Regions from separate parts of the Mus musculus genome. Here region 2 is linked to region 1. A link is a contact called in ENCODE Hi-C data. All regions are on one chromosome and are shown on one strand. The core of a region is the stretch at or near the end of the contact, and the rest is flanking DNA. Distances in the headings are between cores, read along the strand shown. Region 1 holds the start of Lmo4 (LIM domain only 4). Region 2 holds the start of Clca2 (chloride channel accessory 2).

Region 1 (3,567 bases), core at 330-2,829:
TCTCTGATGCATTTACTCGAGGAATTGCTTTTTGTTACAATTTCAGCCCTGACCCAAATGAATCTGCATTTCCTGCCCTAGGTCTTTAAACTGCCCCCCCCCAACGTTTTAATCGCTCCGAATTCCTTTTTTAAAAGGGAGGGGGAGGGAGGAGATTCCAAGCTGCTCCCCACCCCCATCTTTAGTGAGAGGTAAATATATATGTATATTTTTTTTGAAAAGGAAACATTACACTGAGAAAAGCATCCAGTAACCCCATTAGCTAAAGCTCTTAAGGACAAGCAATACCTTAATGCTGATTAAATCTAAAAGAGATGAATCAAGAGGACTGACCAGAAAGTGACTCCCCTGATAACTAAGGACGGGCCCTCATCAAGTTTCATTTAGAGTTGGAAAAAAAAAAAAAGAAAGCTTTTAAGTTAAATAGGCTTATACTCTAGTAATTACATAGCCAAGCAATTTAGGTCCTGGGATAGTCAGTGAAATAGAAAGCAGAGCTGGCAGCTAGAGGCAAAATCTGCCCCCCTTTAACAACGTCTCTGGTGTTTTTTAATGGAGACCAAGGGAGGGACAAACGTAGCGCTGGCCATTTGTAGTACAAAAATGGATGCTTAATTCATGTCTTGATTTTAATTAGGTGATTCACCGGATTTCTCCTGGATTGGAACAAAAGACTTATAAGCCAAGAGGAATTCTTTTTAAAAGAATCAGCAATGCCAGCTCCTGGTCACTTAGAGCTTTTCGTTCCCTGTTTCAAACAGTGTTGGGGGGGGGGTCTTGACTATCGCCCCCACCCACGCACACACCACTTCTCATCTGAGCAGCCCCTGCCTTTCCTTTAGGAACTGGAACTGCCCCCAGCCCTCTCCAGGGTCCCCACCAGCCCCGTCTCCAAGAAGAACCCTTTTGTAAGCAAGGAACCGCTACAAAGCTGGCGGCCCGGGGCTGCCCTCCTTGCTAGCTCGCAGGCCGGCCTCCGGTAGTTTCAGACTCACGCATTATCTAAGGCGACGTATTGTTTACTTGCAATTTGGGACGGTCAAGGGAAGGAAGCCAAAGAAAACAGCCCCGGCCCCGATCAGTTCCCCCCTCCCTCTCTCCCTCGTCCCCTCCGGGCCCGCGGCGTCCCCAGCCACCCCCTTACCTGCTTCTCCCCTATATTGCAACACTGCGAGAGGCGGCGGCGGCGGCGAAATGCGAGCGGAGCCGCTCGGCTTCCAGGGCAGGGGCGCTGGGGCTGGCGGAGCTGGAGGGAGGGAGGGAGTTCTCGCAGAAGCAGGAAAGGGGAGGAGGGGGCTAAGGGCTGCTTTTTTTTTTTTTTTTTTTTTTAATCGCGTGGCTCTGGGGCGGGTAGAGGGAGCCCCACGCTAAGTGGCAGGCGGCCCGGCGAAGAAGTGTCAAGTCTCAGCCCGAGGGTCCCGGTCCTCAGCCCCCGGCTGCGCGCGAGCAGCTGCAGGCTCCCTCGGCCGGGCCCGCGCGGCGCAGCAGCAGCCACTGCTGCAATCGCGGCTGCAAGTTTGGCAATGTGGCTTCACTTTGTACGCGCCCCCGCCCCCGCCGCGCCCGCGCTCCTCCTCCTCCGCCGCCGCCTTCCTCCCGCCCGCCCGCCCGCTCGGGGCCGCCGGCGGCTCGGCCGAGCTCCCCCCTCCCGCGACCTGCGGCCCGGGAGCGGCGGTGCAGGCTCGGTCCCGCGGCCGGTACGAGGACGCACGGAGTGGGGAGCTGCGGGCCGGCCGGGAGCGCTGGACCGATCGGCTGCCCCGCTGCTGCTGCCCGGCTCGGAGGAGGCGGCGGCGCGGGCCTCTAGCCGGCTCGCTCGCTCCTTCGGCGGCGCTTACACATGTGTTACTGACAGAGCAGAATCCCAACTACTCCCCGGCTCTGCCGCCGACGTCAGCGACCCTCAGCCACTGGGCGGCCGGATTGTTCAGGCGGAATAATAAAACCTGCCAATCCGGGGAAGGACAAAGGGTGACTGAAACGAGACTCGGGGGGCGGGGAGCGAGGCGGGCGGCTGAGCCGGCCGGGCCCGGGAAGGCGGGGGGGGCCCGGGGTCGGGGCACGAGAAGGGACCCGGGTGGCGCGGGGGACGCGGCCAGCGAGCGCGTGCCCAGGCTCAGGACCACACCTGCCTGCCCAGCGCGCGAGGACGCGTGGAGCCCGCCCCCGCAGGGCCTCGGGGATCGCCTTCCCTGGCTCAGAGAACAGACCCTCGGGAAACTTACTTTCCCAGAAATGGGTCTCTTCCTGTTAGGGTAGAGGATTCATTCTGCCGGAGGGAGGTGCAAAAGCGGGTGTTTTGTTTAATTCTTCGGGTTGCAGATTTCAAAACCTTAAGCAAAGTGGGAAGTAGTTCCTACCTAAGTACTGCCAGCTTAACCCCATCTTGCTCCCATTAACCCCAGTGTAAACTGGAAGGAGGAGGCATTTCATAGATGCTTGTCAGTTGCTGGTGAATGCAAATCACACCCTGGTTTTCAGAGATGAAGGAAACTTTATGGGCAAAGCTTTTTGCTCACCATTCTGCTTCAGTGTAGAGGGTGTGATGCTAGCTCCCTCGTAGCCCCCTAAAGCGATGCGAGCATTTGCCAGACCTGCTGCTAGCTCACGACCCTGAAAAAAGACTAGTCGTTTCTTGTACAAACCAAGATTTGAGGAATGCTAGCTAGCTTCAGAGCCTCTTTCCAGGGCCAGAGCTCAGCCTGGATCCTTGAACATCAAGTTATTCAACTTTACTCTGCCAAATAGGTTTAATAAATCTCCGATCTGAGGTTAATACTAGGGTTGATTATTAATAGTAAGTTCCAGAGAGATTTTTCTGTTGGAAATTATCATGGAAGTGCAAAGCTGTACTGCTAAGTATCATTAACTAAAACCAGTCTTGTGGGAGAAGCTTGGAAGAAAGGAAGTTGAAGAAAAATCAGGCAAAAAATCTACAGTCCTAGCAGCTGTGTGCAGAATTTTGGTTCTTTAAACTGCCAAAATTAGGGCAAAGGAATAAATATTGCCTATGAAACCAGGAAGAGGGTGGTTTTAATACCAGTTAAAAATACTCATTTCTGGATTCTAGCTCCTTGAGTTCCTAACATGCTACAGTTAAAAATTATTTTTATGGATTTGTATTTAACGTTGTGTTCTTATGATCATTCACCTTAAAAGCTTTTTTATTAAAAAAAAATCAACGTGATAATAATTGGAATGTCCTATACAGACAACAGCTGCAGAAGGTCATGATGAAAACAGACCAATTTAGGAAAGAGGTTTTTTTATTATTATTATTATTTTGTCCTAACAAAAAACCCAAAGCAAAGCAAAACAATAACCTCAAAGGAGGAGAGGACACTTTAAGATATAAGACATTGTAATATCTGGGTTCATCTCTGACTCATTACAATTTAAATCAATCAAAACTAGGCAATCAGGGATTTTTTGCTTTTAAGACCAGATGCAGAAGTAGATATACTTCTGCTTCCCCTCTGAGATTTCGGGCCTGCACAAGATCTTCATGGCTACTGTTGTATTAAAATACATCATATGGGAAGATTTCCATACCTGTACAAGCCCCTT
Region 2 (3,567 bases), core at 390-2,889, 890 kb after region 1:
TGAGCCAGGAACGTGTGTAATACAGAAGAGAGATCCCAAGAGAAGCAGAATCAGCAATGGCATCTGACTTAATGTGTGGCTGAATAAGTCACACCTATTTATTATGTTTCTGTTTTTCTTTCTTGCCTTTCTCATGAATGAAGGTCTATGAGATAATGCCCATGGGCTTTGTCAGTAATGCTCTTTACAGTATAGCATGTCACTATGCCAGTATCAAGGACAGAGTATATTTGGAAAGTTTCTCACCCTCAAGTTGAATTAAACTCTTTTAATAGAATCCTAAGTCCTTACCTTGTCATAGGATTCTTGTCTTACTCTACTGTAATTATGATCCGTCCAAGTGGCAGGTACTAAAATCTGTACATTTCTGAAAAACACCCTCCTCTTGGTCGCATTGAACAGGTAAAAGGAAGCTTCGGTTATCATTTCCTATAACCAAACAGAAGGGAAGCCATCAGATATAAACAAACAGAGGGGAAGCCATCAGATGTAAACAGAGGGGAAGCTGTCAGACGGAAAATCCTTGTTTTCCTGATGCCACAGAAACAACGGTGAAAATCAGGTAAACAGGATTTGAATGAACCTGCAAAAACACAGGAACAAATGTTTTTGGAAAAGATATTGAATGGCTACCTGAAAGAGATTTTAGCACACTGATTACATGTTAGGGCTTGCGCTCATGATCTCCCCAAGTTTCGGAACACCGCTTTAAGTCACACCTCTTGAGCACGTTCAGGCCTGTGCCTTTTAAAAACATTATTTTCACTTTAGGCGATCCCATAGAATAGGATAGTAGGTGACGATTCTCCCTTGCCGTGCCACAATGGACATCAGCAATCTTAGAGAACGTGGGAGAGCGGAGAGAATTTTTCTCTGTGGCAGCCTGCATTGACATTCTCCCTTGAGAACTGCCAGCTTTGAAATGGGATGCCCCAGGATGGCTTTAAGATGCTCCCCCCGCCCCCGTCACTCAAACATCTGACTGGCTTTCTTTTCCACAGTCCACTTTTACTTCTCTAAGCTGCTCTCCAGAGAACGGTCACATAGGAAAACAACAACTGAACCCCAAAGGCAACGGATGCTAACTAATAGAAAGATGGACGAAGGCTCTGTGAGTGCAGGCTACCCATATATATCGATGTGATGTAGCCAGCATGCCCTTAACCATGTTGTTACCACTGTCCTTAGGAAATGCTCTCTGTACTGCTCCAGTTCAAACCTGGTGGGGTTAGCTTCGGAAAGATGGCAACAGGTCTGAATTAATCAGTCGATCAATTGACTATCGGCTATTGATGGCATAATTGCCACTCACCTTAATGTTTGTAATCAGCTTCAGATCCTCGGGTACCCGGGGATTGATGGCAACAAGCAATCCATCATAGCCATTCTCTTTCAGCTTCAATCCAGCTCCCAGGAACAGAAGTTCTGGACTTAGGGTGAACAGAAGGGTCACAAGTTTCAGCCCGATGACAGGTCCTGTGCTGTCCCTGTGGGTCATCTTGCAGTGAAACCTCTGGTTTATTCACGGGGAGCCTGCTGGGTACCTTGAGTCAGCTGATCAATGTGGAAGCAGCTGGCTTCTTTCGGAACTTAGAAGGTCTTACAATACATGATGAGGAGTTGCCTTCTTTGAAAACCCTGGGGTGGATCTATCTGGGACCTGTCTCTACAAGTTCCTCTCCAAGGCAATAGTACTCACCTGGTTTGTGGCTAAGCTTCCTCCTGCATCACAGCTGGTCAGGAAGCCATCCAGCCTTTCCTGGCTTTGTCTCTTCTCAAGGGAAAAGGGAAGTGAAGCAGGAAGGATTTTCAGAGGTAGAGGCCTGGCTGCAAGGCCATCAGAACAATGAAGTCAGTCAGTCCACCACGGGGCACACAGCACCGACAGTAATTTTCCTTCCTGAGTCTTGGGCAACCTCCTCCATCAGTACTGTTTCCCTCGCTTACTCAGGACACTGCACTGGTTGTGAGATTCCCTTGTTTGTCTTGAAGATTTGTAAATTATGCTGTATGCCTGTCCCTAGAGCCCCGGGTCAGGCAGTCTGGGCGAGCTCTGAGTTGATGGCTGGGTTTAGGAGATCAGATATCTCCCAAGGGAGGGACAAGTGTGAGGAACTTGGATGCTGTGTAGGCCATGGGATCTTTCCCCTGGCCGCCTTGACCTTTTTTTTTTTTTTTCCTGATGCCAAGGAGAAAAAATGAACTTCTTTCTAAGCAGGGATCCCCTGAGGATAAGGGCTTGATTCAGTCAACCTGTATCTCCTGCACCACTGCAGGCCTAAGAAGCAGGCTTCACGAATATTTTGTGACATCGGATAACTACACAACACTGTGGAATTTGCAGATGAACCCTTTTAAATGTAGTCATGATTTTTACTCCTGCTTTTCAATTCTGACAATTCCAGTGGAGGAAGGCATGGGAACTCTTATTGGCTGGTGGGCTGTGCTACTCCTAGCTCCTTCGTGACTGTGGTGGGTGAATAAGACAGGTCCCATATAGACTCGTGCATCAGAATACTTGGTCTCAAACGGTGGCACTGTTTAGGGAAGCTTAGGAGGTACAGCCTCGATGGAGAAAATACTTTCACTGGAGGAAGGCTCTGAGAGTTTAGAGCTTTGTGCCAATTCCAGTTCACTCTGCCTACCTCGAGGCTGTGGTTGAGGAATGGCTTCCTGTCCCAGCAGACAGGCCGGCTGCTTGCTGCCATGCCTTCATATTTTAATGGATTTTTGTACCTCTGGGACCAGAAGCCAAATGAACGCTTTCTTTCTGAAGTTGCCTTAGCCATAGTGTTTTATAATAACAACAGAAAAGTGACTGATACCGTGTCAAAGCTATGGCTCAGGAAAGCTAAAATAAACTTTTTAAAGTTATAGTCATAGCACAGTGCTAAAAAGAGCAACGGGCCTCAATTCCCACTATTTATCACTGTATTGTTACTTCTCTTAGCTATCATATTAGACTTAGGAACTGTCTTTCTCACGAGTGTGTCCAACCTGTGGCCTGTGGAACCACGTAGATGGCAACATCTTGTGTTAATGTCAAAAGGGTGGACCTGCTGACGTGCTTCACACACACTGACAGATATGGTAAAGCTTTTCTAAAACTAAGGGAAGGCTTTATTTATTGAATTAAATTTCACAGAGAACATGTCTGGAGACCTTTAGTCACTTGTCCATTCTGCCCAGCTGTGACCCCTTTATGAGGGCAGCTAGGGAGGAGGTGATGTCAGGCTAAGAAAAAACCTGTCACTGTTCTCAATGTGGAGGTCACACTAAGTCTATGTAGTTCTCTAATGGCCATCTTCAGGGTAGGTTCAATGTCATTCTTCCTTCCCTAAAAGCTTTGGGTTTCTGACTTTGCCTTTGCACATTATCAGAATAGCATACAGTCTTTAACTAGTATTTACCATGCACACATTGTGCTTACTGTAATAGTTATTATTTTGTTCTTGTGATAGAATGACTGACGTAATCATAAAAGAGGAGGAGGAAATATCTATTTTAGCTTGTGGGCATCCAAGGGTTGGGGTTCATATTTGCTTGACTTCATGAGCTTGGGTTGAC

The links. Hi-C counts contacts between places; a loop is a spot of excess contacts on that map.
Region 2: a map of heart shows a loop between it and region 1 (9-fold over the local background). The contact joins the promoter of Clca2 here to the promoter of Lmo4 in region 1. A Hi-C loop is called at or near these places in 1 of 37 maps with a recorded cell type or tissue (heart).

Annotation. Positions count from the first base shown.
Region 1 is chr3:144,203,676-144,207,242 of GRCm38, forward strand. It overlaps Lmo4 (LIM domain only 4), which reads right to left and starts at 1,580. Exons shown (of 5, transcript NM_010723.3): 1 at 1,145-1,580.
Region 2 is chr3:145,097,467-145,101,033 of GRCm38, forward strand. Clca2 (chloride channel accessory 2) reads right to left here and starts at 1,640. Exons shown (of 14, transcript NM_178697.5): 1 at 1,313-1,640; 2 at 292-429. The coding sequence starts at 1,498.